Regions from separate parts of the Homo sapiens genome. Here region 1 is linked to region 2. The links are chromatin loops, found by intact Hi-C in ENCODE. Cell type or tissue: IMR-90. All regions are shown on one strand. Links, peaks and the distances in the headings refer to the core of each region. The heading gives the core; the rest is flanking DNA.

What was found. Peaks named below come from ENCODE experiments on the same cell type or tissue, not always from the same donor. Only the 100,000 strongest peaks of a DNase experiment are listed, where the experiment ranks them.
Region 1: it touches region 2 in a loop (6-fold over the local background); 5 of 110 quality-filtered maps call a loop at or near these places.

What each region holds. Positions count from the first base shown.
Region 1 is chr7:92,041,549-92,056,854 of GRCh38, forward strand. AKAP9 (A-kinase anchoring protein 9) reads left to right here. Exons shown (of 50, transcript NM_005751.5): 19 at 498-638; 20 at 1,120-1,223; 21 at 3,460-3,665; 22 at 11,178-11,410. Among named protein-coding and RNA genes, the nearest start is that of CYP51A1, 85 kb to the right of the region's middle. RefSeq lists an enhancer at 487-781 and a silencer at 487-781. In IMR-90, for the core only: a CTCF peak has its summit at 7,033; a DNase peak (open chromatin) is centred at 7,013; H3K4me3 peaks cover 168 bases; H3K27ac peaks cover 147 bases.
Region 2 is chr7:91,821,909-91,837,214 of GRCh38, forward strand. No RefSeq gene overlaps it. Among named protein-coding and RNA genes, the nearest start is that of MTERF1, 51 kb to the right of the region's middle. In IMR-90, for the core only: a CTCF peak has its summit at 8,310 (motif pointing right); no DNase peak of the experiment used is centred there.

The DNA of each region.
Region 1 (15,306 bases), core at 2,982-10,981, 220 kb after region 2:
AAAATATACTCACAAAACCATTGCAGAAAAGCAAGAAATATTTATGTAGAAGTTCTTATGAAAACTTATTGAATTTAATTTTGAAAACTGAAGCTAAGAGAGATAATAAATATCTAGAGATAACTATTAACAGTATTCTTTCAAACATAAAATAATAAGATAATTGGGAGCTGAGCATAAAACATTATTTGGAAAAATTAACTTTGCTTTTCTTCATTGCATTTTGTGAATTCAAACTTCTTAATTTTCAATGCAAAATTGACAAAAATTAATTGAACTGCACAAATTCCTGAATATATAGACTTAATTGGCTTTTAAAAAATATTTTAAATTTTGCATTGATCTTTGTATATACTTTTAACCCCTTACGATGGAATATGAATCATAAGTAGAACCAGGGCCTGTTGGTCCCGGGGGTTAAAAGAAATCTGCTTAATATTTCTACCCTTTTTCTCTATCACAAACAGTATTCTTTCATGACCTTTTTTCTTATTTAGAGATCCTCCATAGATAATGAAAACCTGGTTTCAGAGAGAGAGAGGGTGCTTTTAGAGGAGCTGGAAGCACTAAAGCAGCTGTCTTTAGCTGGAAGAGAGAAGCTGTGTTGTGAGCTGCGCAACAGCAGTACGCAAACACAGGTAGTATGGACTTTGCCCCACCTAGGAGCAATGGATCACCAATTCAGTAGGATTTGTTTGTCTTTGTTGTTGGTATGAGATGTATTCTTTTATAGGTACTGAGCTTAACATATTTGTGACTGCATGTGTGTAAGGTAGGTGGAGTCAAAATGCCTTACATTTCATTTAAGGTAATTTGAATCTGACATTCTGTTAACAGCAAGTATTGTTTCACCAAAGAGAACCTAACAAACTTTATTGTTGCACTACAGCATGGATAATTTGAACCCATTAAAATTTTTTATTTGTGTACGAGAATGTTTTATCCTCTTTTGATAACACTAATCTCGAGTGTAGTTAAATATTATACCAACCAGTATCAATTTTGTGCACAGAGGTTTCTATTTTATCTCATACCAATATAGAAGAATGACATGCTGTTTCCAAGTTGACAGGTTTTCTTTCTGTCTTCTCCTCTCTTCCTTTACACAAACTTAAACAGAATGGAAATGAAAACCAAGGAGAAGTTGAAGAACAAACATTTAAAGAAAAGGAATTAGACAGAAAACCTGAAGATGTGCCTCCTGAGATTTTGTCTAATGAAAGGTATACAAAATGTGTACTTTTTCAGTGCAAAGTAAATTAAAATGGTTGTTTCAATGTAATAGACTTTGTCCTTATTTTTATCTTGTACATTGATACTTTGTCTTAAAAATCATCATACCATCTGTGTATGAAACATGTCCATGTATGTGTAGTATGTAAAGGATTTTCAGTTTTTCATCATTAAATAGATAACATTTTAAAAAAATCTTTTCTATATAAATTTTGATTGGATATTAATCACATACTTAACTGTTAATCACCTGATGTTAGCAAAACTTTTCCTTACTTTGATTTTGTAGAGGTTAATATAAAAATGTGAAATATTAAGTGAGAATAGTTATCCTACATTAGTATTAAAGACTTTAAGCACAATATTTTAAACTTTGTTTTGTTCAAATGAAAATAATTTCTTTAATTTTAAATTAAAACTAATATTTACTTCTTAATTTCCTCCTTTTCCAATTTCTGTGACTGTCAACCCTCTTGTGTCCTCCTAACCTCCTTCCTCAGCTTGCATGGAGGAATTTGGCCCCTAAGATTTTGGCTTCCCCATTGGATCATCAGTATGGAACGCAGTCAGTATGGAACTCAAACAAGAAAGACAGTGTATGAAAATTAGAGTTACCACGGCAATATAAAATAAACACTTTGTTTATTTTATATTATTTATCTCTAATTGGTAAATTTTGAAAACTATGCAGTATTTAATTTCTAGGAATTTTTATAGTAAGTGCCAATAAAATGAGTATTTTTTTTTAACCACCATATTAATTTTAATCATTTCTCTTAAGTAGAAATATTTTCACATTATTCTAGTTCTGGGGTTTGGGGCTTAAACAAAACCTCAGAACAAGTTAAGGAAATAAAACCCTTGGCTTCCTACTAAATTAGTTTAGTTTTATTTTTAGTATTCTTGATTATATAAGCAGAGAACTTGATCTAGGTGCAAAAATAGAACCGTCTCTTTCACTTGACAAATACTAACGGAAAACTTCTCCATTTATTATCTTGTCTTAAAATAGATATGTCATGTGCCTGTGAAACAGGTATCCTTTAGCCTGATTTTTGGCAAGCTCCTACAGTGTGAAGCTAAAAGATAAAACTGTCTTAAGGCAGAAGACCTTTACCATGAAAATCTTTTATTTTGTCTGCATGTATAAAGTGTGCCTTTGTTGAACTGAGTTGCTAGGACAAGAGAGTTGTTTAGTTTTTAAGAAAATTAATCAGGCAGTCTTCTGAATCACCATTTATGGAAGTAGCTTTCTTTGCATGGTAGAATGTTCATGTTAAGCAAAAAAGAGAGTGTACAAAAACACTTTGTTCGGGATGATCTCATTTTTGTTTTTAAAATACGTATATATTTATAAGAGAGGCAGGAGGAAAAGTCTAGAAATACAGGCATTAAAATTGTAATAGTGATTGCTGAGGTTTTTTGGTGAGTGGTTAGCAGTATTTTCCAAATTTTTTAAAATAAGGATTACTTTTTAAAAAGAGAGACACACCAAATTCATTCTAGTTGAAAACAGGTTTCTTCTGCCGACTTAAATGAGTGTGGTGAGTGTAACTTGAGAAATTTCTGTCCCTGGAGCAGATGTAATAAAAACGGCCTATGATACTCTCTGTGGTGTTGACAGATAGTGAAATTTCATTACAGACCTTTTTAAAAACACATCGCTGCCTAACTATTACTTTTTGTAATTTAAACATTCAGCTCATTACCATTAACTTGTACAAATACTACCACATAATTTTTTCTGGTGTGATTTTAAAATTATGTTTCAAAATATGTTTTTATGTTTAACATATAGAAAGATTTAAATGTGCAAAATACATATGTATAACCATGGGCAGCAAGCTCAATAACTTGCATATGCTTTGGCACTACCATACTTTTTAAAACTTAAATTTTGTCTCCCAAGATTTTCTCTTAACCTAGTTACTGGCTTAAGACTTTAGTTATTTTTTTCAAGTCAATTAAATACCGTACATTTTAAAAAATGGTATGATTAAGCTAATTGGCCAAAATTTTTCAGACAAAAACAAATCATTTTATAATATAGTTACAAATAAAAAACAAGAAGCACTTTATTGTAGATGCTATTGGGTATTTTAATAAAAAGGATCATCTGTTATTTTTCAAATCAAATATTTTGCAGTGTACTTTTTAGTGGACATAAGCAAAGTGTTTGCTTCAAAAATATTAAACATTTTAATCAGTGCTTCTTTATCTATACAGGTATGCACTCCAGAAAGCTAATAATAGACTTTTGAAGATCCTCTTAGAAGTTGTAAAGACAACAGCAGCTGTTGAAGAAACAATTGGTCGCCATGTCCTTGGGATTCTAGATAGATCTAGTAAAAGCCAGTCATCTGCCAGCCTAATTTGGAGGTCAGAAGCAGAGGCATCTGTAAAGTCATGTGTCCATGAGGAACATACAAGAGGTACTAGTTTTCTGTGTTGTGGAAACAATCATTTCAACAAATCTGCTGAGTTCAAGGCATTTTGCCATGTGTTGAAAATATAGAAGAGAAAATAAGTATTTTCCAGCAAATGGACCTTCAAACAGAAATACATTAGAGCAACTCTTTTCAAACACCATTATTGTATAGCATTTGCAAGTGGGTATCATAGAGTTGTCATTATATTTACCCAGGGTTGCCACAGTGCCTACATAAACCAGAATGCTGTTACATTTCTCCACCGATAAAAGAAAATTTATATATCAGCACTTAGTACTCTTACCAGTATCTGTGAGGTATGGATGACATCCTGAAACCATCCTATAGATTAAGGAAAGATTAGAAATAAAGACTTTTTAGGAACCCAGCACCAGCTTCATGTACCTGTTGAAATGGTTAGAAGAAAGTCTTGATAAGAAACCCAAGATTTGGTGTTACCTTTGGACTGTCCTTTGCTAGATTCTTTCTTCCTTTTGAAAAAGTGAGTTGAAATATTACACAATGTGTATGGATCCAGAGATTAGGTCCTGATATGCCAGAGCTGTCTTCGTAACTCTGTCTTCCTTCAGCTGTGTGGATTCAGCTCTTCTTTCCGTTTCTTTTTTTTTTTTTTTTTTTTTGAGACAGAGTCTTGCTCTGTCGCCCAGGCTGGAGTGCAGTGGCGCAGTCTGGGCTCACTGCAACCTCTGTCTCCCGGGTTCAAGCAATTCTCCTGCCTCAGCCTCTCAACTAGCTGGGACTACAGGTGCATGCCACCATGCCCAGCTAATTTTTGTATTTTTAGTAGAGACAGGATTTTACCCTGTTAGCCAGGCTGGTCTTGAATTCCTGACCTCAGGTGATCTCCCTGGTTTGGCCTCCCAAAGTGCTAGGATTACAGGCGTGAGCCACCATGCCCGGCCTCTTCTTTCTATTTCTTCCCATCACATTGCTGAACTCCATTGTCTCTTGTTTTTTCAATTTCTTTTTCCTTGTAGGAGAGGGAAATGAGGAAATCAAAAGAGGGGAAAAGTTTTGTGAGATGGAGAAACATAGGATGTGGACTCCTGGCTCACAAGATCAAGCCCACAGTTCACTACCATTCCACACTCAAGCACTTCTCCCATAGAGGCAGACCTAAAATGCCAGTTTTTGTAATTTTTGAGAGAATTCTGTTTGTTAAATTTCATGTGGAGAAATGAAAAGAAATTATCCCATTTATGGAAGGTTTGCCTAATTATAAGTTGGCCAGTAGTGTGTTTCTAGGTACAGAGAAAAGCTTGATTTGGAATTGCAAATAAAACTGATTTTTAAACACCTTAGCTGAGTTCAAAGATAGTTTTAAAAATTGTTTTTAGTAAATTAAGAGCTGAAATAATACTGAATTTTAAACCTTGCTTTCAAATTCACTCTTTTCAAACTTGGTGGAAGGATTTTTCAAATTAACTTCACTCTTGGTTAAGCTCTCAGTCACGGCTATTTTATTTCTGCATATGGATCTTTATAGAGAAGAATTAGGTAACATTTTCTTGGTCTGATAAAAGTGTTTATCAAATTATGCTTTTTAAAAAACAATTATTTCACAAGCTTGTTTCACTTAACCATTTAGGGAGGGATTTTGCTGTTCTGCTGGTAAGACCTAGACCAGGTTGACTGCCATATTCAGAAGAGACTCTGAGAATGTTCTGTGCATTACAGATGTATTTTGTGCTTTTGTTGTTGTTGTTAGCAGTTCTCTTAGATACTTCTCAACATGGCTGCCAAAGTATTCAGCAGACAACATACCTTGAAAGACAGTGAACTTACTTCCAGAGCACTGTCTCCATAAAAGGGAATAAATGGATAATTTAACTCAAGCACAGAGGATTATATTTATGTTCATTTTCCATGAGAAAGCAGACCTAAAAAGACTTCTGATCCACTAGCCTATTTTCTTGCATAAGTGTATCTAAATCTTCCAACACACATGAAATATGTATATCCTATTTTAAGATACAGTAATGGTTTTCTTTCCTTTTTTTTTTCCTTTTGAGTCTCGCTCTGTCACCTAGGCTGGAGAGCAGTGGCGCAATCTCTGCTTACTGCAACCTCCACCTCCTGGGTTCAAGCCATTCTCCTGCTGCAGCCTCCCAAGTAGCTGGGATTACAGGTGCCTGCCACCATGCCTGGCTAATATTTTTGTATTTTTAGTAGAGACAGGGTTTCACTATGTTAGCCAGGCTGGTTTCGAACTCCTGACCTCAAGTGATCCACCAACCTCGGCCTCCCAAAGTGCTAGAATTACAGGCGTGAGCCACTGCGACTGACCATAGTTTTCAATTATAAGCAATTTTATGAGTTTAATTCTGCAGACATTTACTGAGCTATTTCTCTATGCTCTCAGCTTTACAGCAATTCATAGTCTAATGAAGAAGTCATTGCTATTCTGATTCAAAGCAAAATAGAGTCATAATATTTAATATTTTGCCTAAAACCACTACGTATATTTGAATCAACTAAAACCTTTAAAATTTTAGTTATTTAACTGTTGACCGATTCTGAAAGAATAATATTGAGATAAGAGAAAAAGCTAAATCCACAGTTAAGAAATATAGTGTATAGAATATTGTAGCAGAGATAATTTTGCTAGGATTAGTATCATTGGTTACATTTACTTTCCATTTAGTTAACTCCATCTTACTGTTTTTATGTTTAGCAGCAGTGTGATCATCTTACTAATAAAATTGGAGCAACCACTAATATTACTGGGGGACAGTTAATGGATCCATCTTGCATCTTTAAGGATATATTGAGTTAATAGAATTTATAATTTAAAATTTTTAATTTTTATATAAACCTGAAAGAAAATACTGGCTTTAAAATATTAACACTGTGTTCCATATGTAAGAATTTTTTCTGACATTCCTTCATAAATATAATGGGAGCATTATTTTTAAAAATGAAAAACTTTTGACAGTTTTATGTTTTTTAGTATAACAAAAAAATTAAACCAGTCTAATTGCGAAGCAACTTTTGCTTTTCAGTTTTCATATATGACTTTTTGTTGTAACACTTCTGATGTGTTTTCAGCCTTCAGGTCTGAACTTGTTTCGATTTTAAACATGTATGGACTTGTTAACACTCAAAAAGTAAAGAATAAAGTTGCTAATATTTGCTTCCTCATAAGAGTAACCTAGTTTATGAAATTGAAGGGAAATTTTGAGCTAACATAAAATCACTTAAACCTGAATGAATATTAGATCAGTTCATAAAAATGAATTCCCCAGGTTGTGTTGAAAAAAAAATTTCCTTTAGGTCTTCACTGTGATGATTCAGTGGTTTTATGCTCACCTCTCCCATAGGAGGCCAGGGATGGAATCTTGTCTGCTGCTGCCTCCTTTTGGAGAAATGCTGTCTTATAGAAGGAATGCTAGGGGCTGAGAGTCATGGCTCATGCCTGTAATCCCAACACTTTGGGAGGCCAAGGCGGGCAGATCACCTGAAGTCAGGAGTTCAAGACCAGCCTGGCCAACATGGTGAAACCCCGTCTCTACTAAAAATATGAAAATTAGCCAGGTGTGGCGGCACATACCTGTAATCCCAGCTATTCGTGAGGCTGAAGCAAGAGAATGCTTGAACCCAGGAGGTGGAGGTTGCAGTGAGCCGAGATCACACCACTGCACTAATCAGAAGGCCTTGTTTTCTTTTTTTCTAGTTCATTGTGATATTGGGCAAACCTCTTAAGTCTCCCAGGGCTTCAGTACAGTTTTCTCAACTGTCAGATCCAGGGTCAGACTAAAGCCTAGTGGTTTCCATTGGAGCCATTAGAGATTCAGAGAGCCTTTGGGGCAGAGAAGGCTTTATCACATTGCCTATCCCACTTAAACCTGAGGAGTTTATCGTTACCTGTCAGGGAATGAACATGATATAATCCATAAAGTTAATAACTAAAGGACTTGAATAACCATCATTTACTATGTTTTAAGACATAAATCCAAGAGGTTCACCAATTTGAAATGATTCTATTTACCAAACTGGATGTTCTAAGATTATTATTGGCATCTTGTGAAGTTCCCCTGCTAATCTATATTATCCTCTGAATTTTTCCCTCCAAGACTGGTTATTAAAAATAAAGTTTAGGGCCAGGCACAGTGGCTCACACCTGTAATCGCAGCACTTTGGGAGGCTGAGGTGGGTGGATCACACGGTCAGGAGATCGAGACCGTCCTGGCTAACATGGTGAAACCCCATCTCTACTAAAAATACAAAAAATTAGCCAGGCGTGGTGGTGGGCGCCTGTAGTCCCAGCTACTTGGGAGGCTAAGGCAAGAGAATGACGTGAACCCCGGAGGCGGAGCTTTCAGTGAGCGGAGATCCAGCTACTGCACTCCAGCCTGGGCGACAGAGTGAGACTCCATCTCAAAAAAAATAATAATAATAAAATAAATAAATAAATAAAGTTTAAGCTTGATGTCTTTCTCATATTTCTATTTTATAGGATTTTTTTAAATTTGGTTTTTTCTTGGAACATATTCAGATTATTTCAGATTGTTTATACTTTCAAAATGTTATTAAGAAAATACCTTAAGCTAGGTGACGTCTTTGCCTTTTCTAGGTACTTTAATGTCTATTTTTAAAAATTAGCCATTTGGCTTAAAAAAGCCAGAGGCCTTTTATAAGTCACTTTCACGCACCCTCTTTATTTTGTGCTTGAGATTTGCTCCCATCTAATACACCATACCTTCAATCTTTTCCTCATGTTGATTCCTTCTCTATAGCCCAAAACATTAGACTGTCTTCATACTGCCTTAAAAATTTAAGAAGTGTTGAATTTTCTCACCTTTGTTCCCTGCTCAAGGTAAATTTCAGCAAACTTTTTTTTTTTTTTTTTTTGAGACGGAGTTTTGCTCTATCGCCCAGGCGGGAGTGCAGTAGTGCAATCTTGGCTCACTGCAACCTCCACCTCCTGGATTCCAGTGATCCTCCTGCCTCAGCCTCCCAAGTAGCTGGAACTACAGGCACGTGCCACCATGGCCAGCTAATTTTTGTATTTTTGTAATTTTTTTTTTTGTATTTTTGTATTTTTTAGTAGAGATGGAGTTTCACCATATTAGCCAGGCTGGTCTTGAACTCCTGACCTCGTGATCCACCTGCCTCGGCCTCCCAAAGTGCTGGGATTACAGGCATGAGCCACCGTGCCCAGCTGATTTGACAACTGGGAGGTCAGTGTTGTCCTCTGAGAGAGCAGCTTTGGTACTGCAGGAATAGAAATCAAGGCTGGTAAACACAGGAGTCTCCATAGCATCTTCCCAGTCGTTGTCTTGTTTGTCTTTCTAGACAAATAACATTACTAAAGTGTCTTGAAGCCGTCTCTTTTTGTCTGTTGGAACATCTCTCTCCTGCCTCTCTCTGATATTTTTTAACACAGGTTCTTTTGTTAGATTATGATATACAGAGACTTCAACTTTGTCTTCCTTCTCTCACTGAGTATTACTCCTAGGACAAATGTATCTACTTCCAAGGTTTCAACTCTCACCTTTCTACAAATGACTCCTAAGTCATTGCAGACCCAAAATTCCAACAGTTGACTCATCTTCACAAATCCCATTAACACTTCAGACTAATCATTTTTCATCCCTACTCTGTATACTTTTTCCTGATTTTTTAGTATTTTTCTTAATGATTTCTCTGTCACCTAAGAATCATCTAAGCTGGAAGCCCAGAGTCATCTTACGCATATCTTCTTTCCTTGTCTTCTTCTACATTGTCTTCTCCAACCTGTGCTTTCTCAATTTTTTCTCCTTTAACTTACCTCTGCATTGCTACAATTTGCTTCCTGATGCACATATTTGATATTATCTTCTTATTCAAAATATGATTTACTCTTTCCATTTGTTTATAGCAAAACCCCTAAGGTTCCTATAAAATTTAAGACCATTTACAACTTGAATCCAGCTTACTTTCCAGCTACCTTCTTTTAGCTCTCTCACCTACCTCACCACTATTTCTCCATGTCCCTTTGCCCTAAAAAGCCTAGAGTTCCCATCGTATCACACTGTTCCCTTTGCGTCACATTTCTGTACCCATGAGAAAGAAAATGTTACTAGAATGCATTTAATTTCTCACATAAAGATGCTGTAAATTCCAAGATTATCTTGCACTTCTAAATGTTTTCAAGGCATTCAATTTTGAGCACATGGAGTAATATAAATAAGTACCAGTGTAGCTGATGTGTTTTTTACTTTGGAGAATAAGGATACAAAGTGAAAGTTGTATTTACTGTTACCTTAAGAATTAGATAAACCTGTATATAATGGGAAACATTTAAAATCATGCCTTAAAATGCAATTTTGGGCTCTACAGCCAGTGACTTACAAAGAGGACATGCTTAGTGAATATTGAATTGTGCTGAATTCAGGTCTTGCGTCTGAAGCTGTATCTGATGTCATTACTACATAGATTAAGAAAATGTGGCACCAGCTACTTTAGCAAGACAAGTTCTAATAAGTAGCTCTTATTTTGAGTGAATGTGTCAAACTGAATGCTTATTCCAAGCACTTGGTACATGAAGATTTCCTCTGCTTTAATTGGTTAACTTTGTACAGTTACTGATAACAAATATGTACTACATGTAATAAAAGAATAGGTAATGCCTCTTCAGGAAACTTCACTGTTGAGTTGTAACATCTGCCACAAAGGAGTATTTAATGGCAGTGGTGAATAGCCTATGCTTTTATTATAGCTTAGAGAAAATACTTGGAAAGCTTATCTTCTACCCATGCAAACTCATTTTTTTTTAACATAAGAAATAAGAATAGTGTGGGTAATGTGGATAACAATGTCCAAAGTTAAATTAGACCTGCTCATCAGTCTAATCTTATCCCAGTATTCCTCTTAAAACAGTAGCAAGCAACAAAATGATCTCAGTTCCTTTTACTGTGTAGCCAAAGCAGATGATATTGCCCAGTGTTGGATCAAAAGTTAGTCATCACCAGATAAATTCAAGCACTTATTTCTATCCTGTACTCCCAATGTAGGCTCAAAAGTCAGTCTGCTCCCGAAAAATCCAAGCACTTATTTCTATCCCTCTGTACAATTTGAAATGGCCTACTCCACAATGCCTTTCTTTTCTTGTGATTGTTTATGTGTTTCCTCATTACATTGTAAAGTCGTCAAGGGTTGGAGCCAGATCTTGTCACCTATATGTCCCTATTACTTAGCAAACTCCACATAGTGGACATGTAGTAAATTTCTGTTGAAAGGTATCTTAGAAGTTTTTATCAAAGAAAAAAATACTGAATTACCCACATGATCAATTTCTGCAAATTCCTATTAGCATAACATTTCTCATTCTTTTGCTTGGTTATTGAATAATATTATATCCTATATTTGCATATTTTATTTGTTTGGTTGCAATATTGTTTTAAAAGACCTTACAATTTCCATGATTTCCAGTTTAGTTTGATGTTGTTTTATAACTTTAAAAAATTATGATTATTATAATTAATTTATGCCTTTAAAACACTGTTATTCTAGTTACAGATGAATCCATTCCCTCTTATTCTGGAAGTGATATGCCAAGAAATGACATTAACATGTGGTCAAAAGTAACTGAGGAAGGAACAGAGCTGTCACAACGACTTGTGAGGAGTGGTTTTGCTGGAACTGAAATAGACCCTGAAAATGAAGAACTTATGCTGAACATTAGCTCTCGACTACAAGCAGCAGTTGAAAAACTCCTAGAAGCCATAAGTGAAACTAGCAGTCAGGTAACCTCCTTATATTGCTAATATGTACTGAGTTTGAAGTACAATATACTATCCCACTCTCTCGACTGAGCTAATTTTGATATTTTCATGGATAGCTGTTTGGCATTTTCAAAGCTTGAATGCATATGCATCTTAATTATCCCTTTGGTTGTATGAAAGTTGTATAGTATAAATGATTCTATACTGAATTCCTACATGATCCTGCTTTTGTTTTGTTTTGGTTTTTGCTTATTTCAGGTATATTAGTATTTAATTTTTGTGATTTGTACTTTCATATATGAAAACAACTGTTAATACTTTTTGTTTCTTAACCGCTATTAAGTACTTTTGACCTGGATCTCAGCCAGTGTTAATGCTGTTGCTACTACTTGATACCATTGTAAATTATAAGCAGTTTAGTTAATGCAACATAGTATTTGTCTTTTGATAAGCAACGTGAAAAATGTTAAATAAATCAGAAGTGGTCAGTGGTTCCAATAGGCTACTTGTTCTTAACAGGCTACTAGAGAGAAACTTCTCCAAAATTTGTTAATGCTGCCAACAGTCAAGCATGTGGGCTCCTCCTGAAACATTCATTTCCCCAGGCCAAGACCACAGCTCATAGCAGCTGTCTGCTTATGTGACCAGGTAGTGAAGTATAGTAGGAGTCTGACCATGGCATTTTCCAGATTTTTCCCAATTTGTTGAATACTAACTCCACGCTGTGTTATTTAGCTTCTTCTGTATTGTGGTAATTTAAATATCACTGAATGGATCACAAAAGCTTTGTGTAGAGCAGTAACCCTATGGCAGAGACTTCTCAAAGTGCAGCCCCTAACCAGCAATATCAGCATCACCTGGTGATGTGTTCAATATATAAATTCTTAGGCCCCACCCCAGACCTACTGAAACTGAGGGCCCAGCAACCTGTGTTTTTAATAAGTCCTTTATATGATTCTGATTCACACTAAAGTTTGAGAACCACTAATCTGTGGATTATTAGTACAATGTTCACATTGTTCTCTGGCTTAATTTTGAAGCACTCTACTAACATCTTTTATATAAAATGTTAAACTAGTTGTTGGCATTAGGTATAAAAAGTTATAAAAATGAAGTATTTCTTAAGTGAATAATATTTTTCAGCATTGGGAGTAGGCGTTTTTAAAAACTTTCTTTTAAATGAATTTCAGCTCAGTTTTTAATCTTCCATGGATAGATGTTTAAAGCCATTGATTTCTTCAGAATAGTCTCATTGATTAATAACTAAAATTATCTTGAACCTGATGAATATTTTTAACAGATTGACACAGAATAATGTGTAATATCTTTGTGAAATAACTTATATTCCACTTTCCTCTTCAATGTGTCATTATTTGGTTCTACTTTATAATAGTATACTTCCCTTTAACCTTCATTTTTTTTTTCACGTATTATAACAAAATGTAAAACAGCTGGGAGGCATGCTGTAATATCTTTGCGTTTTCAGTGAAAGAGAAATTCAGGAAAATAGCTTTGTACAGGATACTCTGAGACCAGAGAAGAGAGCAACATCTGACATGTTAGAGTGTGGTGGGGACCAAGTAAAGTTTACTTGGGAGTTGATGCTTAAGATGTTTAAGATGAGTTATTCACTGGCAAAATTTTTGAATATCAGGGCACTGGACAAGTATCTGCCTTATAGGCTGATTGGGTGATTTCATAACCTGTATTATAGGAGTTATTTACTTTAGATATTTGATTTGAGGGGTAACTTGCCCAGTGGTATGTCCAAGTCCATATTATAGTACATTTATTACAACGGTTTTACCTCTCTTTTGCTTGGACAGGCTACCATACAATCAGGCCTATATTCACTTTATTGTTAGGTTCCTACTGGTTGGGGTAGCTTTCATGATAGTATGAAAAAGAATGCTTAAGAGACTGTCATAAGGCCCTTAGAGAGGTAATCTCTTTAACACAATCCTTATTCAGTAGTCTCTTTGTGGTTCTGCAGAAATGTTATCTTTGAGAGTGTGGTTTCACAGATTCTAAACTCCTGGATCAGGTAGAAATCAAAACCATTCTCTTCTTTGGGAGTAGTTTTTCAGCAATTAAAGTTTTCCAGAATCCAGAAGTATTATTTAGAGCCATAGGAGGTTATTTACCAAGAGATTCTGCTAGGCCTTGGAATAAATTAATGAATATGTAATTTATTCCCATGGAATTATTTTTACTGTAAGAAATTTTTACGGGCTTCCTAATACTTGTTTTTAAGAATTACAGCATCAAAGCTACATGCTTCTATATTTTCTCAAAAAAAGGAATCTGAGGATGAAGCAGTAGTATAAGTTAAGATTTTGTTTTGTCATTGTTGTGTTTGAAACATAACTGCAATCAAAATACTGAAACACATTTTGCCTTCAAGTATTGTCCCCAGTATGCTTAGCATTGGTCTAGGCTCCGTCAGGGTAATGTTTGCAGGTTATAGGCCCTCTGTGAAATAACTTCAAGAAATAGATGAACAAATCAAAGTCCAAAAGAGAGCAACAAAAGTGTTTTACAGTTTGAAGAAATAATTTATGAAGAAAGGTAGTTAAATGGTTTGACATTATTTGATTTAAGTAAAGCTATTTTGTTTAGGAAACAACTCTATGCTGCAAATTAATAGCCTTCAAATATACATTAAAATCTTGATTATCTGAAACCTGGCGATAATAAGCTAGTCTGGATAATTAAAAGTGTGTTCTTCTAAGTCATTTTATTATAACTATTTTTGATTGCAAGAAGTTTTATGTGCTTTCTAAAATAGAGGGGGAAGCAAGATAGAATATAATTTGAATTATTCTAATTCAGTCACCTTTCTGAACATCAATTAATATATCATCAGTTAATATTACTGTTGTTACAAGGGCTGTATGCCACTATCCTGAATCATCTTTATTTAATACTGCTCTTTTGAGTCTTTTTTGCCCTAATTTTACTTTATTTTCTTTGTGTAAGCTTCTTACCTTGACCTGTGTTCCTAATATAACTACTTACCTACAGATTTTTGTTTTACATGGATGGAAGCAAGTTTTACATGCTTCCAAAAATGGGTGAAACAATAGACAATAATTTCAGTTATTTTAATTCATGGTCATCTTTCTGAACATGAATTAATATTTAATATAATACTCCATCAGTTAATATACTGTTATGAGGGCTGTTTGCCCTATTCTGAATCATCTTTATCTGTTACTTTTTTGAGTCCATTTTTCTCAGTAATTTTTCTCTCTTATCTTTGTAGTTAGTTCTTATCCTGACCGAAATGTTAACTGTTTATAAAGGGTTGTTTCTTACTTACAGATTTTGTTTTTGCTTCAAATAAGAGAAACTAGATATCAGATTATCAAAACAAACTGTAGTTTGCAGAGGGAGCAGGGAAAGAGTGTTTTAAGAGGTATTTGATAGGCTAAGCATGGGTCCCCACAGTTCATAAAGCTGAGCATCTGGGATATTGACAACTTCTATCTGCCAAAGCCCCACTAAAGTCACATTTAGCTGCAGCAGTGATAAGATTAGGCCTCTATCTTGTATAGGTGTTTATTAGGGTTTCTTATGCAACCCTCCAGTTAATCTGTGAACGTGCTTTGTTAAGACACCTTCACAGACTAACTGGAGGGTTGCATAAGAAACCCTAATAAACAAAAAATTTTTATTGCCTAGTCCAGACTTGTAAGAGGCAACTGCCCCTCCACAGCTACAAGCCATCTCCCTGTAGATTCTGGCTTTCTATAGAAAATGTCATTTTCTCTGCCCTAATTATTAGTCTACCTACTGTGAAATGGTTTGAGTACTGGTTTAAACAACTTTATAGTGTGAGTAGCTGTAGAATGGATTTGTGTTGGTATTACCTACCTTCTTTAGCATGGGTTTTTCCATTTAAATAAAGGCTTTGT
Region 2 (15,306 bases), core at 4,551-12,550:
TTACCTTTTGTAGTTTTTTTGTTTCAATTTCATTTAGTTCTGCTCTGATCTTTGTTATTCTTTTCTTCTGTTGGGTTTAAGTTTGGTTTGTTCTTCTTTCTCTAGTTTCATGAGGTGTGACCTTAGATTGTCTATTTGTGCTGTTTCAGACTTTTTCATGTAGGCATTTAAGGGTATGAACTTTCTTCTTAGCACTGCCTTTGCTGTATCCCAGAGGTTTTGATAGGTTGTGTCACTATTATTGTTCAACTCAAAAAAATTTTAATTTCCATCCTGATGTCATTGCTAAGCCAACAATCACTCAGGAGCAGATTATTTAATGTTCATGTATTTGCACGGTTTTAGGGTTCCTTTTAGAGTTGATTTCCAATCTTCTTCCACTGTGATCTGAGAGAGTACTTGATATAATTTCTATTTTCTTAAATTTATTGAGACTTGTTTTGTGGCCTATCATATGGTCTATCTCGGAAAATGTTTCATGTGCTGATGAATAGAATATATATTTTGCAGTTGCTGGCTAAAACGTTCTGTAAATATCTGTTAAGTCCATCTGTTGTAGAGTTTAAGTCCATTGTTTCTTTGTTGACTTTCTGTCTTTATGACCTGTCCAGTGCTGTCAGTGAAGTATTGAAGTCCCCCACTATTATTGTGCTGTTTTCTATCTCATTCCTTAGGCCTAGTAGTAATTGTTTTATATATTTGGGAGCTGCAGGTTAGGTGCATACATATTTAGGATTGTGATATTTTCCTGTTGAACAAGCCCTTTTATCATTATATAATGTTCCACTTTGTCTTTTTTAACTGCTGTTGCTTTAAAGTTTGTTTTCTCTGATATAAGAATAACTACTCCTGCTCACTTTTGCGTGTCTGTTTGCATGGAATATCTTTTTCCACCCCTTTACCTTAGGTTTATGGAAGTCCTTATGTGTTAGGTGAGTCTCTTAAAGACAGCAAATACTTGGTTGGTGAATTCTTATCCATTCAGCCATTCTGTATCTTCTAAATGGAGCATTTAGGTCATTTACATTCAACATTAGTATTGAGATGTGAGGTACTATTCTATTCATCATGCTATTTGTTGCCTGAGTACCTTGGGGTGTGTGTGTGTGTGTGTGAATGTTTTACAGGTCCTGTAAGATTTATGTTTTAAGGAGGTTCTATTTTGGTGTATTTTGAGGATTTGTTTCAAGATTTAGAGCCGCTTTTAGCAGTTCCTGTAGTGCTGGCTTGGTAGTGGCAAATTCTCTCAGCATTTGCTTGTCTAGAAAAGACTGTATCTTTCCTTCATTTATGAAGCTTAGTTTCACTGGATACAAAATTCTTGGCTGATAATTGTTTTGTTTAGGAGGCTAAAGATAGGACCCCAATCCCTTCTAGCTTGTAGGTTTTCTGCTGAGAAATCTGCTGTTAATCTGGTAAGTTTTCCTTTATAGGTTACTGATGCTTTTGCCTCACGCTCTTCAGATTCTTTCCTTAGTCTTGACTTCAGATAACCTGATGATTATGTGCCTAGGTGATTATCTTTTTGTGATGAATTTCCCAGGTGTTCTTTCAGCTTCTTGTATTTGAATGTCTAGATCTTTAGCAAGGCAGGGGAAGTTTTCCTCAGTTATTCCCTCAAATATGTTTTCCAAACTTTTAGATTTCTCTTCTTCCCCAGGATCACCAATTATTCTTAGATTTTTGTTATTTAACATAATCCCAAACTTCCTGGAGGCTTTGTTTATTTTTTAACTTTTTTCTTCGTCTTTGATGGATTGGGTTAATTCAAAGGCCGTGTTTTTGAGCTCTGAAGTTATTTCTTCTACTTGTTCTATTCTGTTGCTGAGGATTTTCTGTGTATTTTGCATTTTTGTAAGTGTGTCCTTCATTTCCAGAAGTTGTGATTGCTTTTTATTTATGCTATCTATTTCTCTGGAAATTTTTCCATCCATGTCCTATAACATTTTTAAAATTTCTTTGAGTTGGTATTTACTTTTCTCCGAGGCCTCCTTGAGTAGCTTAATAATTGACCTTCTGAATTCTTTTTCTGGCAATTCAGAGATTTCTTCTTGATTTGGATCCATTGCTAATGAGCTAGTGTGATCTTTTGGGGGTGTTAAAGAACCTTGTTTTGCCATATTACCAAAATTGTTTTTCTGGTTCCTTCTCATTTGGGTAGACTACATCAGAGATCCAGTGTTCAAGGGCTATTGTTCAGATTCTTTTGTCCCATAGGGTATTACCTGGATGTGGGTGCTCAGGGATGAGGCTTCATGAGAGCCAAACTGTAGAGGTTGTTACTTCTCTTCTGGATCTAGCTGCCCAGCAGAGCTACCAGGCTCCAGGCTGCTACTGGGGAGTGTCTGCAAAGAGTCCTGTGATGTGATCCATCTTCAGTTTTCTCAGCCCTGGATACCAGCACCTGCTCTGGTAGAGATAGCAGGTGAGTAAAGTAGACTCTGTGAGGGTCCTTGGTTGCAGTTTTGTTTACTGTGCTAGTTTTGGGTTTGTTGGCCTCCAGCCAAGAGGTGGCACTTTCAAAACAGCATCAGCTGTGGTACTATAGAGAGGATACAGGCTTACCCTAGTGTCACCTGGAAAAGTTTCTCAGGTAGTTGGTGTGGCCATACAGCTCCCAAGAGATTATGTCCTTTGTCTTCAGCTACCAGGGTGGGTAGAGAAAGACCATAAGTTTGGGGCAGGGTAAGGCATGTCTGAGCTCAGACTCTCCTCAGGCAGTGCTTGCTGAGGCTGCTGTGGGGAATGGGGGTGTCATTTTCAGGCCAATGGAGTTATATTCCCAGGGTGATTATGGCTGCCTCTGCTGCATCATGCAGGTTGCCAGGGAAGTGGAGGAAAGCCAGCAGTTACAGCCCCCACCTAGCTCTCACCCAGCTCCCACACAGCCCAAAAGGCCGGTCTTACTTTCACCGTGCCAACCCCCCCAACAGCACCAGGTTTATTTCCAGGCAGTGGGTAAGCAGGGCTGAGGATTTGTCCCAGGCTCCAGGCCTTCCCGCTGGGAAAGCAAGTAGGGCTTTCAGGTTTCATGCCTTCCTGCCTGCCACAACTTCTGTGCTGTTTCTGCGCTCCCAGTTCACCCTCTCACCCAGATTCTGTCCAGGAAACTTCATGTTTGGTTGAAATTGTTACAAAGTTCAGCTGGAGGTTTCCTTCTCCCTGTAGTCTTTCCCCAATTCCACTGGTATCCCTTCCCAAGGACCCCTGTGAGACAAAGTCAGAAATGGCTTCCCTGGGAACAAAGAGTGCCCACATGCTCTTCCCACTGCTTCGTCTACCCCTGTATTTCACTCAGCTCTCTATGTTTATCTCAGCTCCAGGTAAGGTCAAATCCTTCTCCCATGATCTGGACCTTCAGGTTCCCCAGTGAGGATGTGTGTTCAGGGGCAGACGATCCCCCTTTCACACCTTCACACTTTGGGCACTCACAGTTTTTTGGATGTCTCCCAGAGCCTGCACTTCCTTCAAAGGGTCTGTGGATTCTCTCGACTTTCCTGGTGTATTCCTGCACTAGTTCTTGGAGCAAAAGTTCACAGTGTGAGTCTCCACACACTGCTCTGTCCATCCAAGTGGGAGGTGTAAGTTAGTCCTGCCACCTATCCATCATTTTCCTCACAAAACTTTTGAAAAACTGTTTGAACTTTGGAAACTACTGAACAATAAAATCTATATTTGTTGTGGGCTTGCCCTAATAAAAGTTTGTAAGTCACTTTTAATTCCTTTCTTAAAAATAATTGCATAGCTAATAATCCTTGATGTTTAACCAACTGCAGAACTTGAATTGTCAATATTTTTATAGTATCTATACCTAGAAAGGCTTATGGAAAACAATAAGGAAACAGCTGTTTTCAAGTCCTCATTAGAACTTAATTTTAGGAATCTTTACACATTCTGATGCAATTTTTACTCTAGCAGCCTAACTACCATGTGTATTTTATGAAACTCCAAATGTTGGCATTTTATCCTGTATTTGAGAAAAAGCATTAAATAATTTATTTTACACTTCTTTCAAGTTTTACCTGCTTAGAGTCTAATAGTCTTTCTTTAAAGGCAACAGAGAAACATCATGATTTTTTAAATGAGATAAATGTTCCAATGGCAAATACACTATAACCATTATTCTGCTACTATTCATAAGTGTTTCCCTACTACACAGCCAGTGTCTGGTACAACAGGAAACTGTTAATGTGATTTTCATTTGTTCCTTGAATATCTCCAGCTGAATATGTGAGATTTTTTTTCCTTAATCTTGGTCCTATTTAGTTTGGGAGGTTTTGTTTATTTCTTTGATTTTCAGTTGTGGTGGGGTTTTTTTAGCTAAGATATAGCAAATAATGTTAAAAGATGGATTTTGATGGGTATAATTTTTTCTTAATGAAATCTACAAACCAAGTAACTGAATTTTTAAATCAGCCATTCTGGATATCTTCTGCTAGTGTTTTAAAGCCTCAGATATTTAGGTGGAAAAGTCTAGAAAGAATAACATTATATAAAAGGATTCAATTATAATCAACATTTTTCTTGTCGCCCATATACTCACTTCTTCCCTTGCCCAGCCTAAATTCCACAGTCAATCACTAAAGCATTGTCCTGCATGACACTCAATTCCCTACTCCACTCTCTCTTCTCTTAGTCACTTGGCAAAACTTCAACCCTCATTAAATTCTACTCTGTCTGCTCTATGTGGCTGATTGATCTCACTTTAAATTCATGACCACTAAACCCCAGTGGGCCCACTATGCTACTTTGTAATCACAGTATATTTCCTATTCAAGTAATTGTCCCACTCTCCTAGGCAACTGCCTCATAATCTCTCCTCAATCTTCTAGCACCTTCTCCTTTATCCTCACTCTTAGCTGATAACCTTGGTTCCTATTTCAATTAAAGAGCCAAAGAGATTATTTTAAAACATCAGTCAGATGCTTACAACCTTCCAGTGGCTCCTTCCCTCTCATAGTAAATGCCAAAGTCTTTACGATGACCTGCATGACCTGACACTATTACATCTCTGATCTCATCTTCTATACTTACCCCTCTTTTATTGCTCCTTCCTTATTGACCCCTTTGTTGTTCAGTTAATACATTAAGTTCTCTCCTACCTCTGGGCCTTTGCACCTGCCATTTCCTCTGCCTAGAACGCTCTTCCCCTGTATATATTTTTATGGCTCACTCCTTTGCTTCCTTTCTCTTTAAATATCACCTTCTCAATGAGGTCTCCTCTGACCCTTTTATTTAAATTTGAATCCCTTCATTCACCCTGGAACTCCCTCTACCCTTTTCCTGCTTTATTTTTTGCCACAGCACTTATCACCATCTGCATACTGTATGCTTTACTCATTTATTTTGTTTTTTGCCTATATCCATCTACTAGAACATAAGTTTTGGCCTATGGGCCAGAATTATAGCCTATTTTGTCCACTGTTGAAACTCTAGCACTTGAAACTACTTTATACCTACTGGGTGCTTAAGCAATATTTGTTGAATGAATGAATAAATAAAATACCTTTATTAAAGGAGGTGTGTCGAAACTTCACCTGTTGGCTTGCTAGTTTATGTCAGGTTGTTCTCTCTGTAATCGTTAAAAACAAGCACTTAAATCCACATTTGTATTTGGTCAGTAAAATTACAAAAATAATCTTACTTTTAAGATTAAGCTGTGAACAACGCTGTGTCCAGCAGGAACATCTGTGAGCCGTTTCCTTTGCCCAGAAAAAGAGAGTTGCTGTTGTCCACTCTCAGTGATATCTCAGAAATAATGGCTTGTAGCTCAAAGATGCTTTCTCTCTTTTTACAAAACCATAAGACCCACAAAAATTACATTAGAGCCAGGATTTGCTTAAGTCCCACTCACATTAACCATTATTACTCACCTCCCTACAAGAGTACAAAAGTAACCAAATGTTCCCTTCATGTTAGTCAAAGTTTTTTGTTTTTTGCTTTTTGGTTTTTTCAGACAAGGTCTCTGTCACCCAGGCTGGAGTGCAGTGGTATGATCACGGCTCACCACAGCCTTGACCTCCAGGGCTCAAGCAATACTCCCACCTCAGCCTCCCAAGTAGCTGGGACTACAGGGGCCTTCGTGTTAGCCAAAGTTTTTTATTTTTGTTTTTTGAGACAGGGTCTCTGTCACCTGGGCTGGAGAGCAGTGGCGTGATCTTGGCTCACAGTAGTCTCGACCTCCTGGGCTCAAGCAATTCTCCCAACTCAGCCTCCCAAATACCTAGAACTACAGGCACACACCATTGCACCCAGCTAATTTTTGTATTTTTTGTGGAGATGGGGTTTCACCATGTTGGCCAGGCTGGTCTCAAACTCCTGGCCTCAAGCTATCCACCCATCTCGGCCTTCCAAAGGGCTGGGATTACAGGCAGGAGCCACGTGCCTGGCCCTTGTTAGTCAAAATGACATCCCTAGGCATTGTGTGTGTGTGTGTGTGTGTGTGTGTGTGTGTGTGTATGTGTATGTGTATATATATATATATATCTTATCTCCAAAATGTATTATACCATAAATCACTCAAAGTGTTTTCTTATGTCTATTTTTAAAGATAGCATTACATCGTATAGATCTATATTATTAATACATACAATCTGGGGTGTTGGGTTAGAGATTTTAATTGAATAGTGATTCAGGGAATTTTGTGAAGGAAAAAAAAGTGAGATCAATTTTCCCCTTGCAGACTTTAGTAGGTAATACTAATGTCATATATCTTACTTGCTTTATAAATCATGTTTTAAGTTCCCTATTACATCTAAGTATTTAGAAAAACAATCCACCAAAGCACTGGGGGAATAAACCCTCAAATTCAAATCATTAAAATGAAATCTGTCTCTGAATGTTTGAAAGGATTTACAGTAAAAATATCAGTTTGATATTGTCAATGAAAGGTATCATTCATGAACCTGAAGGAGGAAAATGGCACGCAGAGTTGGGAAACTTTACAAAATTTAAAGCTGCTATAAGGGCAAGGGACTTGGGAGATTATTAATTTGCTGTAGCTAAATTCAGATACAAGCTTTTCTTTGTTATTTGACTTCTGGTGCCATTTTTTTATCGTCAAAATTAACCGAGTAACAGCCACTAGAATTTTTTATTTAAATTTATTAGCTGCATAAGCTAGCTAAAAATATGAAAGTTTTAAGACAAATTAGTTGATTTGAATGTCAACTACAATGACAGGGCCTGCTTGTTTTTCATTACACTGCTATGTTGCATTTGATAACCATATGAAAAGTAGCTAAATTGTTGTGCCTTCTACACAAAACATCGTCTGTTGATTCCAGAATATACAGAGCTACATGGGGAAGGCAGTGTGTTGAGCTGAGAGAGGCAGCTTCTGCCTTCTTATAGCACTTACAGATGGAGCCATCCGATTCAGCCACCATCTTCCATTACTTATAGTTTTGTGGGCACACATCTTATCTCCCCAGGACTGTACCTAGAGCAGTTCTGGGAGTTTCCTATTTCTTCTAATAGGCTATAACTTCCTTAAGATTAGGACCATGACTGAGTCACCTTTATAAATCTCACAAAACCAGTTACATTAAAGGCATGGATGCCTATGTTCCCAATTAAACAATAAGCCCTTGAAAGGACAGAACATCTAGTCTGATTAATCTTAAGTACAGTGTCTTAAACCTAGTTGGCAATAAATAAATATTGACTCTATTTTGAATAAATTGCTGAAGAATGAATGAATGAATGAATGGCAAATACTCTGCAACCCCTTGATAAGTGATAGCAAGGAATACTTTCTGTATAGCAAAGCAACTTTGTAGTCCAAGCCCCCCTATCTCTACTACCTCCTCCAAAGATGGAAAAATCAGAACTACCTGTGCTTCAGTAACTTCAACATAACTAGTATCATTATTTTCAGAATTTAATAAAGTATAACATTCATGTCCTAGAGCTACTGCCTCAAGCTGGTAAGATGGAAAAGATCAAATTCTCTAGCATTTTAATGATTTTTTTTTTTAGACGGAGTTTTGCTCTTATTGCCCAGCTAGAGTGCAATGGCAGGATCTTGGCTCACTGCAACCTCTGCCTCCCGGGTTCAAGCAATTCTCCTGCCTCAGCCTACCGAGTAGCTGGGATTAAAGACGCCCGTCACCACACCCAGCTAAGTTTTTGTATTTTTAGTAGAGACGGGGGTTCATCATGTTGGCCAGGTTGGTCTTGAACTCCTAACCTCAGGTGATCCGCCTGCCTCGGCCTCCCAAAGTGCTGGGATTACAGAGGTGAGCCACCGTGCTCAGCCAGGCATTTTAATGACTTTTTAAGCAAAAACCCTATTGGCCACTAGATGGCACTTGTATTAGCCGTATCTCTAATTTGAGTAGAGACTCTAAAAGTCCTTTGGTAAATATGTAGCTTGAAACATTGAAAGCATTCATTTAAAAATAAATAAAGATAAAAGACCCTTTCCAGCAAACTTATAAAGGCTAATTAAATTTATAGTATGTATATAGTATTGTAATTTTCTAATATGATGTAATCTTACACAATACTAAACTACACTAGATTAAAATGTACTATACTATACCATGCTATACTTTGTTGCAGTATTTTTCAAACTGTGGTTCTGGAAGCCTGTACAAAATAAATGTGGGATTCAGGGCTTCATCCTAGACCTACAAAATCCAAACCTTTACATGAAGCCCAGAAAACTGCATTTTAGTAAGCTCCCAAGGGATTTCTTGCAGAATAATTTCTACAGAATATAACACCACTTAAGACCACTTTCCTATGAGAAAGTCATTTACGATTTCTACTATTTACTAATATTTACTACTAACAATTTCTATCTTCTTATTACATAAGAGATTCCCTATCCTTACCAATACTCCACATTCCCAGTAATGGTTTGTCACAGCCTCCAACAGAGCTCAGGTGAAAATAAGAGAAGTTGAGGAAGAGGACTGAGATTTCCAGAGGCATGGATACAAAGATAATAGGCATTGGTGTGCCAGAACCTCCTGCCACTGTAAGACTACAGGGACACTCCTTGTGTATACCCACTTCTCTGCCTTCCTTCTCTTTCTCAGGCCAGTACCACCCCACTCCCAGCTACCTATTTCTCTGCTATCTCCCAGTGACTTGAGTACAATTTCTCTCCTCTCCCCACCTGACTACAAAATAGGCCCCAGCTCACAGCCTCTCCCCTCTGTCCCTGAAGCTCATATCTAAAGCTAGTCTGATTTCCTTTTTATCAGCAGCCAAGAGAAATAAATAGCAGCAAAAAAAACAACAAAAAACAAAACAAAAAAAACTCTCCTCTGCATTGCCTAATTCACTGTAGGTAGAATTAGCCAAATAAAATTTGGGACATCCAGTTAAAGTTGAATTTTAACAAATAATTTTCTTAGTATAAGTATGTCCCAAATAATTGCATCAGACATAGTTATACCAAAAAATTATACATTTTTGCCTGAAATGCAAATTTAACTGGATATCTTATATTTTTATTTGCAAAATCTGACAACTCTAGCTGTAGGAGAGAAGGAAAGAATACAGAGGTGGTTAGGTGATAATGGCACGGTTTTGGGTACTTAAAGGACTGCAATGAGAATCATCTACACGTCAGGAAATCCAGATTCAAACTCCTGTGAGCATCTCACCTCAGAAGCAGAGGCTCTGCTCAAGATGAAATGGAGCCTCCCAAAACTACAGATGGTATCAGTGTTGAGACAGGTAATACTATCATATATAACAATCTAGGAAACAGTGGAGAAAATACTGAAATGGGAGAGTTCCCTCACAGGACAGGCAACAAGGGTGTGGCTCATCTGTTCAGCGCTCAAACCCCTTACAGGAGGGGGAGTGTGCAGACGGCAGGTGCAGGAGCACAGGCTCCCGCTCCTGGGCTCTGGCCCCACAACATCATCCAGGAGTGGGAGCCTGCGACTCCTGAAGCCCATGTGGGTGTGTGCTACAGTGTGCTCTTTTAGCCTTGCCATCCGCAGATGGTTTGTTAAAAAGGTCGGTGCCCTCTTGGTACCCAGGTCCTTGTCCGGCGTCCAGGAAGAATCAGGTCGCACACCGACTTAAGGATGGTGAATGCAGGGGTTTTACTGAGCAGGGGAAGTGGCTGTCAGTGGGATAGATGGGGAGCTGAAAGGGATGATGGAGTGAAAAGATGATCTTCCCCTGGAGTTTGGCCATCCTGGGGCCAATCTCCTCTCTGCCTGTCCCCAGCCAATCTCTCGACGTTCAAAACGCTCCTTCTCTTCTCTTCTTCTCTGCCATACCATTCTGTGATTCTTCTGCTCTTCTGTTTGTCTCCTCATATGCTTGTCTGCTCATGGATCCTGGGGTTTGGGATTTATATGGGTACAGGTTAGGCAGGCATGGCAGGCCAAAAGGCAACTTTTGGGCACGAAAACAAAAATGCCTGTTCACATTTAGGGCCATGGGTTTCCAGGCTTGAGGGTGGGGCCTTTGCCAGAGAACTGCCCTCTTCTACCCAGTATTTCCCTTTCTCCTGTTCATATCAATACCAAGGTACACCACATATAGTAAGAATAATTATTGTTTCCTCAACAACAGGTATGAAATTTTTGTATTTGTGTATATGTATGGTATTGAGTCACTGTGTAAAATATATTTCTTTTGGGAGTACAGTCCAAAAAGTTTTATAAAGACTGCTCTGAGCCTCTTAGCAAAGGCAGCTATCCTCAGTGACTGCCTGACTGTAAGAACATACATAAATTGGGAAATATCTATAGTATGTTAGCTTATTTTTTTGAGCAGTTCCTACTCCCTAGCACATATCTTTGATATGAGCAATCCTGAAGAATAGTCTACTGTGACAGAGACTGGCTCTGTTCTTTCTTTAAAATGTATCACAGCTCCCAGATGCCTTGCAATTTGGTGGGCTCGTGTGACTGGCTGTCACCAGCAGTGTGGAGGAGGGGGTGATGTGTGTCACCTCCAGGTGGTTAAGAGCTTGTGTAACTTCTCCCCATCGTGTCTGAAGGCTGGATGCAGCCAAAATTTCAATGCTTTAGAAGGTAGCAGAATGATTCATTGGATTTGGGATGCCGAGGCGGGCAGATCACCTGAGGTCGGGAGTTCGAGACCAGTCGGACCAACATGGAGTAACTCCATCTCTACTAAAAATACAAAATTAGCTGGGCATGGTGGCACATGCCTGTAGTCCCAGCTACTTGGGAGGCTGAGGCAGGAGAATCGCTTGAACCTGGAAGGCGGAGGTTGTGGTGAGTTGAGATCGAGCCATTGCACTCCAGCCTGGGCAACAAGAGTGAAACTCCGTCTCCACAGAGTAAAGCTCCAACCTGCCCCTGACAACCTGCATCAGGAATGTTTTCCATTTCATTAACACAATTACGGCATTTATAGTTACTCACGGCTTTGTATTTGTGCATGTATATTAATAATATTACCAATTTGTTCTTGAGTTTCTTTTTCCATACTTCAATTTTTATATGGATCATAATAGGAAATAATGGTGGTTTATATGAGTTATCATTTACACGCAAAACAAATTGGAACTGCTAAGGCCAGGATAGTGAATAATAAATTATACACATCTGATACCCTTCAAAGTAATCTTAAATAAGAATGCAATCTTATGTGCAGTTAGTTTAACCTATCTTTCTTGATAGTGGGATTAACTCTTCTCTAAATAAGTAATTTATAAAAGTAACTCAAAAGCCAAGGTCAGTGATATTCACCTGTAATTCCAACTACTTGGGAGGCTGAGGTGGGAGGATCACTTGAGCCCAGGAATTCAAGCCTATAGTGCACAATTGTTGAGTTTGTGAATAGCCACTGCACTCTAGCCTGGGCAATGTAGCGAGACCCTGTCTCTAAAAAATTGTTAGATAAAAAGTAAATGCGACTCAAAGTGAATGCAGTTAATTTATGTTACTGCCTATCTTAAATCCTTACTACCTCCAGGATAAGATCCGAACACCTCAGCATATCATGCTTTCCCTTGCTTATCTCCCTTGCCTCTGTCTCTACTTCCCCAGCCTCTCACACTGAAGCAATTCTGAATTACTCGCAGGTTGTACTTGTAACCTAAAAAGCTTATTTAAAATACAGATGTCTAGAGTCTGGTGCTAAGAGTCTTGTTCAGTAGAGCTGGGGTGGGAAACTAACCTCTACATTTTAATAAATATCTCAGGTGACTCTGATGCAGGTGAATTACAGATCACCTTTTGAGAAATGCTGATGACAACAAATGATAAAAATAATACTAGGAGATGTTTTACATGACAATTTTAATAAGAAAAAAAGCTAAAAATTGCATTTATTTTGATTATTTTTAAATACATAGACTAGTTACTCATTTTATTTATGCAAAAAGTTATAAAAGTAAGTAGGGACACTTCATTTCTAAAATATCTACTGAATTTATTTCTAAGATAATGAGTAAAGCAATTTTCCACTTTGATTAAGAAAAGTACTAATCATTGTAACTTCCACTGCTGTGCTTTTAAAAATTATGAATCTGTATATTCAAAAGTAAAATATTGACTGGATTTGGTGGCTCATGCCTATAATCCCAGCATTTTGGGAGGCTGAGGTGGGAGGTTCGCTTGAGGCCAGGGGTTTGACATTAGCCTGGGCAACACAGCGAGATCCCCTCTCTAAAACAAACAAACAAAAAAGATCAATTTCTATATTTATTAGGCTGATTTGAAAAAAATAATAGTAGTAATATAAATAGATAATATTACCATTTGAATCATCAGGACTAAACAATCATGGGTTATATTTAATAGGGAAAAAACAGTCTCTAGCTGCCACACCTCACAGATAGAGTCAAAGAAAAATTCATTTTTCAAAATTAATTTTAATCAGGAGGATAGTTCCACATACGTGAGTTATTCAATGTCCCATTGCAACTTCTTGACCATTGGTTTAGTTCCCAGAGCTAGACTCGTTTTAGTGAAATTTGGAACCATAGATCTAAACTTTCATATCTTACTTCAATCCACAGTGAGACTTTTTGCAAATCACTCCCCGTCTCTTTTTACACTCCTCATCTATTAAACAGGACTAACAATTGCCAATAACCTTAAGTCTGAAAAAATATATATACTATAATCATATCTCTAACAAAATTTGAGATCTTAGGAATAAATCACTGGATATAAATACAAAATGTAATTATCCTGAAAGCTTTCCCTATTGCAGTATTGGTAGAGTACATATTTCAAACACAAATATTTAAAAAGGTTATTCTCATCATTAACATTAATAAATATTTACTGAGGTGCCTATCGGGTATTTGGCAATGCACTAGTGAGCAATCTTACATCAAGTTTGAAATAGATTCACATTGCAGAGAAATATATAACCTAAATTAGAGTCTCAGAAATTGGAGACTGGCCAGGTTCTCTCCTCTAGGAAAAAAAGAATTCAAACACATGAAGAGCTAACTGAGCACTGGACACAAATATCAACAGCTGAGCTGAACCACTTCCTTGGCTACTAGTCCTACAAGCATCACTCTCAGATTTCTTCTATAAAGAGATACAACCATAATCCACAAGTAACTGAAAGAACACCTCCTCTGAAGTCTGGGACTTTCTTCTCTGAAGTTTCTGAACTACATCAGCTCTTTACCACAGCCCTCTATGCCTGCTGGCCCAAAGAAATCTGTTCTAATAAAACCTCAAGCCTCCCCACTGAGTATCCTCTATTTAGAATTCCAGAGTTGGCTTCTGAGATTAAGAACTCTTTTAACCCATTTGTAAAAATTTAGTCAAGACAGGATATAACATGTTGCACAGTAATTACACCAAGAATTCCGTGTCAAAGGCTCAAAATCTCATTTTACTTTTTATACATCTTGGGACCTGCAAAAGTGACTTCACTTCTCTGGAACTCTTTTCTCTCATCTAGAAAATGTAAAGATGAATACTAACCTGCTTTGATCAAAAGCTTGTTACATGGGGGAAAAAATACATTTGTAAAGGTCTTTGGAAAATACAAAGAGCTATAGAAATGTTAGATAATAAAGGTTTTGTCCAAGCAAGACTGGAATGGCTACTTCTCCTCATTTTGACCTTCTGTTGAACTCACCTTCCTCTTCAGGCTACAAAAGAAGGAACCCTATATTTCCTCTCTAAGGAAGTTTTTAAAATACATTTTAAAATGCCTTTTATATTCATGTTTCAAGTTCTGCTGGAACTGGCTTTTCCCCCCCCATTATATATACAAGATAATGAGGAATTCAGAAGAACCACCTGCTGATGAAAACATTCACAAGCTGGCCTGCTGCCCAGCAAGGATGAGTCCAATCCATAAGCAACTGGAGAAATCTGCCTCCTTTAACACAAGCAGTCGGGTCCCTAATCTTGCATCACAGACTTTAGGCTCTCAGCTCTTAAACAAATTCTCACAGAATGAGAATACCTCTCCCAAGAAATTTGAGTTTCGAATTGGTTGAATTCCTTACCTCTTGGGAGCTTTTCCTTCTCTGATTTGTGTCCTGAAAATAATTCTTTTATTTCTATTACAAAGCATTTTTGCATATTTTGGTACATGAACAACCAATACCGATGGAGAAGAGTACCACTTTAATGAATTCACACATAGGTATGAAATTATCTGTCTACTGAAGTAGACAGGTGCCCTCAAGACGAGATGATGAAAAACAAATGCTCTTCCTTATTCCCAAATTTTACAGTCATTCTGTTTTGTTTACGATGGCAATGAGGAGAAATTGTCCAGCCAAAAGACTTTCAACATCTTATTTCACCCATCCTGAAACAAAGTAAAAGCATAAAATATAAAAATAAAATACAATTCTGAGTTCTAAAGAAAGGTATTGCCTTAATCCCTTTTACCAGTCCAGAAGTGCTAGATTAATGCTTGATAATACTTGTCATTGTTTTGTGTGAATACTTTGAAAAAAAGTAAAAAAGAAAAACACTATACAAATCCTATGGCAATATATTACAGCAACACAAATTTAAAATTCGTAGAGTTTTCACATACACTATTTAATTTAACCTCACAACAACCCCAAGAGGTAGGCAGAGCAGCTATTAGTATCCCCGTTTTTCAGATGAGGAAACTGCAACACAGAGGGGCCTAAAGACATGCCCTTGTCTGCTTAGTAAGAAATGGTAGAGCTACAAGACAAACCCAGGACTGGACTTTCTGTATTCACAGTGCTGCTTGCCTTAGTTACTTTAAGAAGAGTAGAAAATAAGATTGGAAGGGCAGGTAGGGGCCAGATCACGGAGGATCTTGAATTCCAGGCAATGCAGAATCATTCAAGCAGTATTGGGGGTTTTTTTGTTTGTTTTGGTGGAGTTTTTTGAT